Linked DNA regions of Homo sapiens: regions 1 and 2 are each linked to region 3. Evidence: chromatin contacts called from ENCODE Hi-C data. All regions are on one chromosome and are shown on one strand. The core of a region is the stretch at or near the end of the contact, and the rest is flanking DNA. Distances in the headings are between cores, read along the strand shown.

Region 1 (4,011 bases), core at 719-3,218, 1.5 Mb after region 3:
CAACTGCTAGAGTCTATACTTGGATCATCCTTGAATATTCTCTAAGAACCCAGGCCCCATCCTCTTCATTGGAAGATCATAAATATTGCATGTCTTCACATAGCTGTTTCTCAAAGGTCTGAAAAAAATATTTGGTCATAACAGGAAGTCTCAAATTCTCGACCATCTATAGGTAATGTATAGACAATGGGAGAAATAGTAGGAGAGCTAATATGGTGCCTCCAAACAGGCCACATAACTGACACAGGGTTTGCCAGGACTGTTTCAGATCCCTCATAATGGTGTTGATTTTAGAGAAGCAAAATTGATACCTATTAGACATCCAAATGGAGAAACCAAATAGGCAATTGAATAGGAGAATCTGGCTCTTGGAAGAAAGTTTGTGCTAGAGATAGAATTGGAAATCTGTCCTGTGATTTAATGCAGTCTCCTAGACGAAGAGGGCAAAGGATGACAGCAGAGCCTAGGATCACTCATGACTTTCAGAGTTGCCCGTTCTGCTTATAAATGCAGGGCAGGCTGGGCGCAATGGCTCACTCCTGTAATCCCAGCACTATGGGAGACCGAGGTGGGTGGATCACTTGAGGTCAGGAGTTTGAGACCAGCCTGGCCAACATGGAGAAACCCCATCTTCACCAAAAATAGAAAAAATTAGCTGAGTGTGGTGGCGTGTGCCTGTGATCCCAGCTACTCAGAAGACTGAGGCAGCAGAATCGCTTGAACCTGGGAGGCCGAGGTTGCAGTGAGCCGAGATGGCACCACTGCACTCCAGCCTGGGAGACAGTGTGACTCTGTCTCAATAAATAAAGTAATTAATTAATTAATTAAAATAAAATAAACGCAGGGGGAGGAGGCCAAAAAGGTTTTTTATAACAAACTATCATTTTTAACACCTCATAAATTCCCATTCTATTACATTTGTAACCAACTCTCTTACTCCCAACTTTCCCAAACACGGTGGCTTCATTCCCTAGTCCTTTTAGAGTGTCGGGAGAGGAAAAGGAGGTTAGTATGACAGGGTAATGTGTCTCAACCACTGTCATTAATTTAATAAATATTGAGTAGTGAAAAAGTAGGAATCACAAAGCTGCATCAGACAGGGTCCCTACCCTGATCTCTTTCAGGAAAGGGGGGAGTCAGAGAGGGATAATATAAAAACATAAATAGCTATAGAATAGTACCATGAAAGACCAAGGCCTTATTTGGAAGAAGTGAGGAGAAGTAATCAAGGAAGACCTTTTGCAGCAGACAGCTTGTGCCAGACATTTGAGGGTAGAATGGAATGTCTTAGGTAAAGATTTGGAGTAAGGACATTTCGTACAGGGCAGAGTGAACAAATTCTCTGATCACCGCAAAAGGTAAGGCAAACTGACAAATTGATCCCTTTTTAATTTTGTTTTTAATTAACAGAACTAAACCTAACGGAAAGAATGTGTTGCCGGAGAAGAACGAATTGATGGCCTTTTATTACCACAGGAAAAAGTAAATGTATCTGGGCAGCCCCTCAAGTCTCAGCAAAAGGAACGTACAGTTCCTGCCATGTGCCGGTCTCTTCTGAAGAAAAGGGGGCGGTGGGGGTGGGGGCGCAGGTCTTTAGGTTGTTTATTCCTTTCTCTCTGTCCAGTGGCAGAGAAGCCCATACTTTTGAACGCAGCTTGTTGGCTACTGTAAAAGCCCTGCTCTGAGCAAGGACCAATGAGCACGCGGAGTCCAAACTCTTGGAAACAGTTTGTGGCCAGGAGTACTTGACATTGAGACAGCCTCCGAGTTGTAAACAAGGGCGAGCCTGGGCGGGACCCCAGCCCACGCGACTCGGAGCCCCGTCCCAAGAGGCTAATCTTAAGCCCACGTTGCCCCAGATACCTGTTTCTGCTTCCTCTTCCCTGTTCTTCCCACCCTTTTTCCGTCACAGCCGCGGGCACCGGTGCCAGGGCACTCCGTGGTCACCGTGCCAGGCCATTCTGTGATGACCGCGGCTGGAGGGGCGGAGCCCATAGTTCTTTCTCTGATCTGATTGGCGCGACCTGGAGTTCAGGACGCGTTTCCAAGTTCCAGTGACTCCTCCTGTTTGGGACTCGGGGGGAGAGTGCGGGGAGACAAATAAAACCTCGGGCGGCGGCGGCTGGTGGGAAGACTTGAACTTGAATCTCGAACCACTGCATCTCCGACTCTGCCCAGACTCTTCACTCCGCGGCACCCTCAAACCCCAGCCCAGGCCGGGGCGCACAAGCCAGCCAGCGCACCTGCAGTCCTCGCCCGGACGCGCCGCGCCCCCTCGGAACCAGGCTCTGCTCCGAGCAGCCTTCGCCCCTCAAGCCAGCCACAGTCCCCGCCAGGCCGGGTGGGCGTCAAGATGAAGGCGGCCCGCTTCGTGCTGCGCAGCGCTGGCTCGCTCAACGGCGCCGGCCTGGTGCCCCGAGAGGTGGAGCATTTCTCGCGCTACAGCCCGTCCCCGCTGTCCATGAAGCAGCTACTGGACTTTGGTGAGAGGGGACACAGGGCCCAAGCTGGGTCCTAGGGTTGGGGAACTGCCTTAACTTTCAGCCTTGGTAGAGGGAGGGCTAGGCTCAAGCTAAAACAACTGGGGTTCACTTTGCTGCTGAGCCCTGGAGCCTCGACGCCAGCACACCTTTCCTTTTCCTAGATTTGGTTACTTTCTGACAGGGGTGCCTCCAGGTCAAGGCCACCTGCAAGCCTGCCGACGCTGGATGGTTTGACTTCATCTGCACACTCTTCTTTCTGACCCGCTCTTCCAGTCAAAATACTTTTTGCTTTCGGTCACCGTTTAACAATGGACTGGAAACTTTATCCTCTCCTTCACAGCATAGTACTGCTTGGAGAAGTTTCTGAATAGTATTAAATAGCCTCAAATTAACAGATTTTATTCCTTAGCCACCTGGCATCCTTCCACAGGGTACATCTCTCTGCATTCCTGACAGATTTCTTTGTCTCTTTATCATTATAGTTTTCCATATATTTGCATTGTTGCTGAAAATATTTACACATTTGTTGCAGTAATCTTATAAGGAAGATTTCAAGGGTTTAAATGTGATATCACTACTCTGGAAATATCACAGCTCCCCCTCCAGCCTCTTATCCCCCAACTCCAATTCCATGTCCCCACTCATTAAAGGATGTTGTGTTGTTGACATTGTGGTGTGACCGAATCCTGCAGTCTTTTATAAATTCTAAGAACTGTGGGATATTCTTACTTCTTGGAAGTGAATCCTCTTCAAAAAGAGAAGACAATAATTCTCCTATATCTGTCACTTTTTAAAAGAAAGAAGGAAAGACGAAAGGACGAAGGGAATTAGTCAATTAAGGAGACAATCGCCCCTGAATTATCGATTAACAGTAACCCAACTGAGAGTGAAATATAATTTTATAATATATGTGTGTTCAATATTTGATAGTTAATGCTATTTAGATATATCATTTAGACACACTTTTTCTCAAAACTAAATTGATTTCATTTATTATAGGTTCAGAAAATGCATGTGAAAGAACTTCTTTTGCATTTTTGCGACAAGAATTGCCTGTGAGACTCGCCAACATTCTGAAGGAAATTGATATCCTCCCGACCCAATTAGTAAATACCTCTTCAGTGCAATTGGTTAAAAGCTGGTAAGTGGTGAACCATATTGAAGTCTCTAGTTTTGAAACAGTTACCCGGGTATGAATTCTTATACTATGTTAACATCATAATTGGAAAACAGGTGATCTGAATGGTAACTACTTTTGAAAGATGTAAGAATTTTAAAATTAATTTAGGGTAAGTTATCATTAGAGAAGTTATAAAACTATAAACAGACATTTTTACCCTGAAAAAGTAGATTACTTTATAATAAAATTTTGAGTTCTAGGAAAAATTTGAAAAAAATTGGCATGCAATTTTAATTTTCAATTATAGAAGAGCACTTTCAATAATAAAAGAGTTTGATATTGCAAAAGAAATCCTATGCCTAGAAACCAATTCACATGACTGCTATTTAGGGAAGGCCTAATCTTTGT
Region 2 (3,772 bases), core at 269-2,768, 1.2 Mb before region 3:
GCCAACTCTGCCCCTACTTTCTAAGCAATCTGAACACCCCCAGCTGCCAAGGGTTTATATTTAATTAATCCTTATTTAAATGTGAATCCTCAAAACCTCCACAAAACAAGCCTCTAGCTGCACCTCGGGGCCCTATAAAAACCAAAAAGCGTGTGCAGGTCCAATGCGAGGATATGAAAAAAATAACTCCTGCCTCAAAGAAACACGGGGTTTCCATCCTGGTCCAGCTCGTGGAAGAGCGTTTCAAGCCAACTTTGGATAAAGCAGCTCTTACGGCCGTCGCTTCTCCCACTGAGGTCTGTCCTGCTGGTGCACTTACTTCCAAATGCCCCTTCCGGGAAAATGAAACCTTCCACCACCTTCGACGATCAACTGCAGAGTAAACTTGCGGAAAGTGAAGGAAAAAGCAGACACCTGATTCCTTGCAAGTCCCAGAACAAAGACGAAAGGACCACGAGTCCCGTTGTTACCATTTCTACATCCCAATCACTTGGGGTGCAATGCCCCAAGATCTAGGAAAAGGAATCCACCCTTTTGCCCCCACAAAATGTGTTCAGAGCCAAGGGTGAGCGGACCCGCACTCTCCCACACCGCATTCGGGCAGCCTGTCTGTCCCTCCCATAAAGGGCTCTGGTCAAGATCCAAGTCAAGCCGGACCCACTCCCACAAGCAGAGCTGTGAGGTCCTGGGGGTTAGGGCGGGGGTCCTCAGAGCTTCCAGGGCCAGTCCCCAGGCTGCAGACCCACTCACCTGCAGACAGGACAGCCTCCTACGACCACGATAGAGTTGGCAGGATAGCGGGTGACGGTCCGGCTGTGGATGTTGTAGACCCTGGGATGGTGGGTGGGTATCCCTGTGGGCGGGAAAGCAGGTCATTAGGGTGCAGGGAGGAGAAATCGGACCGCCACGGGGACTACTCATCCTGTCCCCTCAACCTCCACCCCGCTAAAAAAGCCCCCGGTCTTTTCCACCCTCGGGACGGCCACCGCGGGCCTGATTCGGCGCTAATCTGCCAACAGCGAGCGCCTCGTGACACAAAGTTCATCTGGGGCAGGGATCCGGCCCCGCCGGGTTACGACGGGCCCGAGGACTAGAGCCCCGGGGGGGAGGCTGGCCCTCGGCGGCGCCGGGTCCCGAAGCCAGCCCGGGGACCTCCAGCTCCAGGAAGGACCCCCGGGCGGGCCCCACCCGCCTCCGGACCCACGTCCCCCGACCGGGCTTGCCACCTCGGAAGCCGCCGGCGGGGAAAGTTGGTTACGGGCCCACCTGTGACGAGGTAGGGGTAGGGCGGCGGCGGGGGCGCGGCGGGGATGGCGCCGTAGCCGTGCGGGCCGCACGCGTAGTCGCCCTGGCCGGCCTCCAGGTTGTAGGCGGGCGGCCGCTCCTGCAGCAGCGGCTTGTGGTCCATGGCGGCCCGGCCGCGCCCGCCGCTCCGGCCCGGCTCGGCTCGGTCGGCCCCGGCGGGGGACGCGGCGGCGGCGGCGGGGACGCGGCGGACCGGGTGGCTCGGGCCCCTCTGAGGCAGACGCGGGGCGGGGCGGGGCGGGCGCGAGCCGCGGGCTTCCCCCGCCCTCCCGGGCCCAGTCACAAGACCGGGGTCACGTGGGCGGCGGGAGGCGGGGCTCGGGGGCGGGGCCGGCGGGGCGTCTTAAAGGGGCCGCGCCCTCCCGAAGCCGCCCCGCCGGCGGCGCCTCTGCACTCCGCCCCGCCCCGCCGCCGCTGCTCTCTAGACCTCCCGTGGCGGGGAGACCCCCCCCCCCGCCCATCCCCCACGACGACCCAGAGACGCCCCATAGGGTCATGACCTTTAGGGCTCGCGGATGCACCCCCACCTCCCCCTACGCCCCGATCTCCCAGGCCGGCCGAGGTCCCCCTACCGGTGGAGGAGGGGGAGGGCGGGGCCTGAGAGGGGGCGGGGCCGGGTGGGTCCCAGGCCGCCCCAACGCCAGCCCTCTGCCCCTATGATCGCCAGCGCTTCCAGCAATACAAAGGGCACACCCGGGTGTGCACCTCAGCTGCGGCCTGCGCGGTGCTCAGCTGCGGCGCATTCCCTCCGTTTGCCTTTTTTTGGACAATTAGGTGATTGACGGGGGTAGTAGCCAGTGCTTACAAATAACTCCCCCGTTTGGGGACAAAACTATAAATACTGGGCACCTGCCGCGTCTCCTCAGTTTCCCTAATCTTCAGGCAGCCCTGCCAGGTGTTTTGCTTACCCCTGGAGGACAACACGGGATCGGGCTCAGAAGGGGGAGGGATTTGGCTGTGGCAGGTGCGGGTCAGAGCCCGTATCTAAACCTGGGTGTTTTCTGGCCTCGGGGACTGCGTCAGGCGCCCTCGTTGAAACATTTCCTCATACAAGGCTTCACGGGTTGGCCAGGACAACTTTAAAACGAACGATTGGAACGTTCAGGATTGCTTGCGTCCTTAGCGCCTCTGCACCTTTTCAGGGGCACCTGTATCCGTTACTGTATTCTGTCTCCAGTTTTCTCACCTGCATTTTGATATCACCTGCACTGTAGCTCTGGGACGACTACAGCTCTTCTCGAACCGCGCCTTTTTAATTTTTAAAAAAAAAATTTGTAGGGGGTGCTGGGGGGGCTCTCTTGCTCTGTCACCCAGGCTGCAGTAGAGTGACACAGTCATTGCTCAATGCAGTCTCGACCTCCTGGGCCCAAGCCATCCTCCCACCTCAGCCTCCTCAGTAGCTGGGGACCACAGGCACACGCCACCATGCCCAGCTAATTTTTAAAAATTTTTGTATGGGATCTTGCTATGTGCCCAGGCCAGTCTCAAACTGCTGGCCTCAACCAATCCTTTTGCATCAGCCTCCCAAAGTGCTGGAATTACAGATGTCAGCCCCTGCACCCGGCCTTATTTTTATTTTTTAATAAGGGATCATCATTCACATGTATATATACACACACATACATATATATATATATATATATATATATATCTTTTTTTTTTTTTTTTTTAACAGAGTCTCACTCTGTGGCCCAGGCTGGAGTGCAGTGATGCAACCCTGGCTCACTGCAACGTCGACCTCCGGGGCTCAAGTGATCCTCCCATCTCAGCTTCCTAAGTAGCTGGGGACTACAGGTGCACGCCACAGTGCCCAGCTAATTTTTTTTTATATTTTGTAGAGATGGGGTGTTGCTATGTTTCCCAGGCTGGTCTCAAACTCCTGGGCTCAAGTGATCCTCCTCACTCAGCCTCACAAGGTGCTGGGATTATAGGCATGAGCCACCAAGCCCACCTGACCATCATATTTCTTTATCACAAGACCAGCTCTTCGAAGCCCATTCCCATCGATCTTGTACCTGCTGTCCTAGTCATCGTACCCACAGTCCTCGAAAAAGGAACTGAGGGGTGGTCCAGGTACACTAGGGAACTGAGGGGTGGCCCCTGGCACTGATGAACAGCCAGATCAAGAGTGAAGACTGGGCCGGGCGTGGTGGCTCATGCCTGTAATCCCAGCACTTTGGGAGGGTGAGGTGGGTGGATCACTTGAGGTCAGGAGTTCGAGACCAGCTGGCCAACATGGTGAAACCCCGTCTCTACTAAAAATACAAAAATTGGCTGGCCATGGTGGGGGGTACCTGTAATCCCAGCTACTCTGGAGGCTGAGGCACGAGGATCACATGAACCTGGGAGGCGGAGGTTACAGTGAGCCAAGATCGTGCCATTGCACTCCAGCCTGGATGACAGAGTGAGATTCCATCTCAAAAAAAAAAAAAAAAAAAAGAGTGGAGACTGGCCAGGAGTGGCCAAG
Region 3 (3,760 bases), core at 759-3,258:
AGAATAACTAAATGCATTGTAGAATCCCCATTGGATCCTGGAACAGAATAAGGACATTAGTGAAAGGGCTGGCAAATTGTAAATAAAGTCTGTAGTTAACAGCATTGTAGCAATGTTAATTTCTTGTTTTTGATCACTGTACCCTGATTATGTAAGATGCTAACACAGGGGGAAACAGGATGTAGGGAACTCTCTACTGTCTTTCTAACTCTTCTGTATGTCTAAAATTATTCCAAGTTTTAAAAAGCTCAATCCCAGTTACCAAGCCTACTAGGTCAACTAACACATTTTTTATTTATGCAGTTCTTTTTTATACCCTCTCTCTCTCCTACAACCTATTATCAATTTTTTCTGAGTTGCTACTCTTTCCTACTTTTTCCCAAAGAGGCTTCCATGTGCTTACATTTTAAGACTTCTTAAAATAACCTTATTTCCTCCCAACAGAGAGCTACTCTCCTTCCTGTACGGCCACAAAATGACCTACCATAAAAGATGTAAAATACTTTAATACAGTATCTTATAGCTTCATAACAATTAGCAATACACAAGTGCTTGTAAATACATTTACATACGTAAATTTTGAGATGCATAAACACTTATTATTTTATAGATGAGAAAATAAGACTAGAAAAATTATGTGATCTGACACTTAAAATGTCAGAGACTGAATCTGAATCCAGTTCTTCAGGCTCCAAAACCAAATTACCTTATTAAAATAAAGTGCTCTGTGTCTGAAAAGCTTCAACTTCCCTGCTTCAGGCAAGCGAATTACATCAAATACACCATGATTTTCAAGAAAGTTCTAAATTTCCCGATTGTTCTAAATGTCGCTCTTAAAAGCTTCAATAATTATACAAAAAAGAATTCTGGAAGTCAGTGCAAAGTTTGTGTTCACCCTAACCATTCTTTTGATTTTTTTTTACAAAGCCGACTTCAGTCATCTCCCCTTCAACTATTTAGGCCGAAGAACCGCTTACCTCTATTTTCATATCAGCTCCAACTCATGCTTTCAAATATCTGAGCTGTCATTCCAATCTCTAATTCCATTCATTTATTTATATTTGCAAATGAAAACTAGGGGCAATCCTGCAGGGCCCCGAGCCCCACGAAATACTCTGAATATCTTTTTTCCTTTACTCAAAAAAAAAAAAAAAAAGTCAAACGACTTATTGCTAATGCATGTGTCTGTTTAATATTTAGCGCAATGGTGCAGGGCGAAGTAACAATGACTTGAGACCGGAGGAAACAACTTTCGCCTGACTTAACTGCCACCAGCATTTTTCTCCTTCACAGTTTGTAATCTCCAACCTTTTGTAATCTTTTTCATGTTACCTGATTTCTGTATCAGCCAAGTGAGAAAATTATTTAAACCCAACCAAAAGCGCTGAGATTAAATAATAAATTACGGAAATAAGCCTTTAAATTTGAAAACTAATAAGAGAACCATTAATTTATTAATGGGCGCTTACTAGGTGCAAAGGCACTTAAAAGGACAAAAAGCTCCTGAGGTTTTTGAGCACTTAACGACGACTTGCTCATTTTTGTGACCTCCTACCCTCACCCTTTGAGCACCTGGCATCTGCAGGAGCTCAAAAGTTGAACTGAATTGGGGACGCTGAAGTAACAGGATCTGCTCTAGTGAGAAACCCGTGGGAGAAACTTTGGAAAGTGTTACCTGAACAGCATTACGCTATTTCAAACAGAACAGGTTGCTGCTCTGTTTAACCCCGCATGGGGGACTGGAACTAGAAACCTGGACACCGAGGAACCCCAAAGGTCTTGGGCAAAGAGAAGGGAGCGTCACTTGCCTCCCATTCTTGCAAGAAACGCTGTGCCTCGTCAGAACCAACGGTCTTATGTCTCCTAAATTCGTCTTTCACGTACTGGTCGCCCAGGGATTTGAGGTCCGGGGGCAGAACACGGTGCAGCTGCAAGACGCGCTTGTACAATGCCCGGACTCGAGAAACGTGCCGCCCCGGCATAGCGCCCCACGCCGACCGCCGACTGCGCCTGCGCAGAGGGACGGCGCGTTCCCGCACTTCTGCGAACTTGCGTATTAGTGAACCGGAAGGCAGACGAAAGAGGGCGCGCGACCTCTATCCGGTTTGGTCCCTTGCACAATCAGGTCCTCCCGGAAACCCAAGCTCCGCTGCGGGCGGAAAACGGGTCGGTCCTTCTCTAGGAGGGGCGTGGCCCTCGTGGAGTCGCGCCTGCGCCTCGTCGTGGCTTCTTCTGGCCTGCGTCCTGACGACACAGGCCTTGAAAGAGAGAGGTCTGTGGTGGGCCGTTGTCATTTCTCAGTCCCACTCCACTGTCTTTTTCATTCAACTTCGTTTCTGTCCTCCTACCAAAGGCCTGAGAAAAGCTTCGTTAAGATCGGGCTCCTCCGGGATTCCTTCCATGGTTCCCAACCCATTTGAGGCATTTAGAGTATTACTGCACCCTGCTTTAGGGATCAGAGTGAGATTAATCTCGCCATCCACTAGCTCACCAACCCACGCTCTTTGCACAGCGCTGTTCTCCCAATTTATACTCTGGGCATGGGCTCTTCCTTGCAAACAACCCAAGTGAGCCCAGAGCTGGCGGACTCCTTAGCCAAAGTCAAGTTGGCTGCTGAAGGATCCTTGGGAAGAGTTTTAAACGTATTGTTTCCAGGACCACGACCCTGGAGATTCTGGTTAAATAGTCTAGGATAATAAGAACGAGGAATCTAGAAATTTACAAAGCTCTATCTTTTGCGAAGGTAATACTGAGAGTAGAACTGGTTTCCAAAGCTGGCAGCTCCTTGTGTTGTCCTTTCCTGTCACACGTTTGGTTCTTCAGCAAATCCTGATGGCGTCACCAACAAAAATGCAGAAATCAACCATTTCGCCCCATGTACTCTACCACAATCTCTCTCCACTGGATATTGTGTTAGCTTCCATATCTGTGTTCAGCTTCTGGTCATGACCAACTTTGGTCATGCTCCAACATAATTTAAATTAAATTTGGCCTAAAATTTCCTCCCTACTCTGAGTTGCTATGTAGGGAACTGCAACCTAACTTAGTATGTAAATTAACTGCAACTGAGAGTATATTCTTGTGACAAGTAGCTGAGCTTCAGCCAATCACAGGCTGCCAACTGATCAGACTATGTGCATATAAGGCAAATACGTCATAATGTCCTGCCCAAATAAGACTAGCCCAACTGTAAGCAATCAAGCTGTTTCTGTGGGGCACTTCCTTTTTCTGTCTATAAATACTGCCTGCCCACAGTGCTGGGTAGAGCTCTCTGAACCTCTCCCTGTTAAGTGCTGCTGCCTGATGAATGCCTCATAAATCGTGTGTGTGTGTGCACGTGCGCTCGTGCAAATAAACTTTATTAGATTTAACTTGTTTAAAGTTTTTCTTTTAACAATCTAAACTGTAAATCGGATCATTTCACTCCTCTGCTCAACAAAAGCCTCCAGGGATTTTCATCAGAGTAAAGCCCAGTCTCTAGCCCTTAAAGGTTTAAATTTTCTCCTATTGCTTTCTCCCTAGTTAGCCAGTTGCAGCCACACTGGCCTCCTAGCTCTTAGTTCATATTTTAAAAAGCCAGGTACACTCCCAACTGAGGCCTTGGCACTTGCTGTCCCGTCTACTTGGAGTGCTTTGCCAAATGTATCTTCCTGGCTAACACTTTTATTTCACTCAGCGCATACTTCAGGTCCCCTTCTAATGAGACCCTCCCTGGCAACCCTATTTGAAACCCTGCTTGAAGTTGCAACCTCACCAAACC

What was found. A loop is a pair of places that touch in the nucleus more often than their neighbours do. Pooled maps may share reads with other maps.
Region 1: a pooled map of posterior vena cava shows a loop between it and region 3 (11-fold over the local background). The contact joins the promoter of PDK4-AS1 here to the promoter of SDHAF3 in region 3. A Hi-C loop is called at or near these places in 1 of 168 maps with a recorded cell type or tissue (B cell), 1 of 37 single-sample maps with no recorded cell type and 9 of 50 pooled maps.
Region 2: a map of CD8-positive, alpha-beta T cell shows a loop between it and region 3 (20-fold over the local background). The contact joins the promoter of BRI3 here to the promoter of SDHAF3 in region 3. A Hi-C loop is called at or near these places in 4 of 168 maps with a recorded cell type or tissue (CD4-positive, alpha-beta T cell, CD4-positive, alpha-beta memory T cell and CD8-positive, alpha-beta T cell), 2 of 37 single-sample maps with no recorded cell type and 11 of 50 pooled maps.

Annotation. Positions count from the first base shown.
Region 1 is chr7:95,594,636-95,598,646 of GRCh38, reverse strand. It overlaps PDK4-AS1 (PDK4 antisense RNA 1), which reads right to left and starts at 1,968. Exons shown (of 3, transcript XR_001745287.3): 1 at 1,864-1,968. It overlaps PDK4 (pyruvate dehydrogenase kinase 4), which reads left to right and starts at 2,131. Exons shown (of 11, transcript NM_002612.4): 1 at 2,131-2,483; 2 at 3,483-3,624. The coding sequence starts at 2,354. RefSeq lists a silencer at 2,556-2,850.
Region 2 is chr7:98,279,432-98,283,203 of GRCh38, reverse strand. BRI3 (brain protein I3) reads right to left here and starts at 1,518. Exons shown (of 3, transcript NM_015379.5): 1 at 1,267-1,518; 2 at 751-853. The coding sequence starts at 1,408. RefSeq lists silencers at 1,027-1,366, 1,497-2,006 and an enhancer at 1,703-2,687.
Region 3 is chr7:97,115,946-97,119,705 of GRCh38, reverse strand. SDHAF3 (succinate dehydrogenase complex assembly factor 3) reads right to left here and starts at 2,008. Exons shown (of 2, transcript NM_020186.3): 1 at 1,809-2,008. The coding sequence starts at 1,982. RefSeq lists enhancers at 1,831-1,920, 2,271-2,350.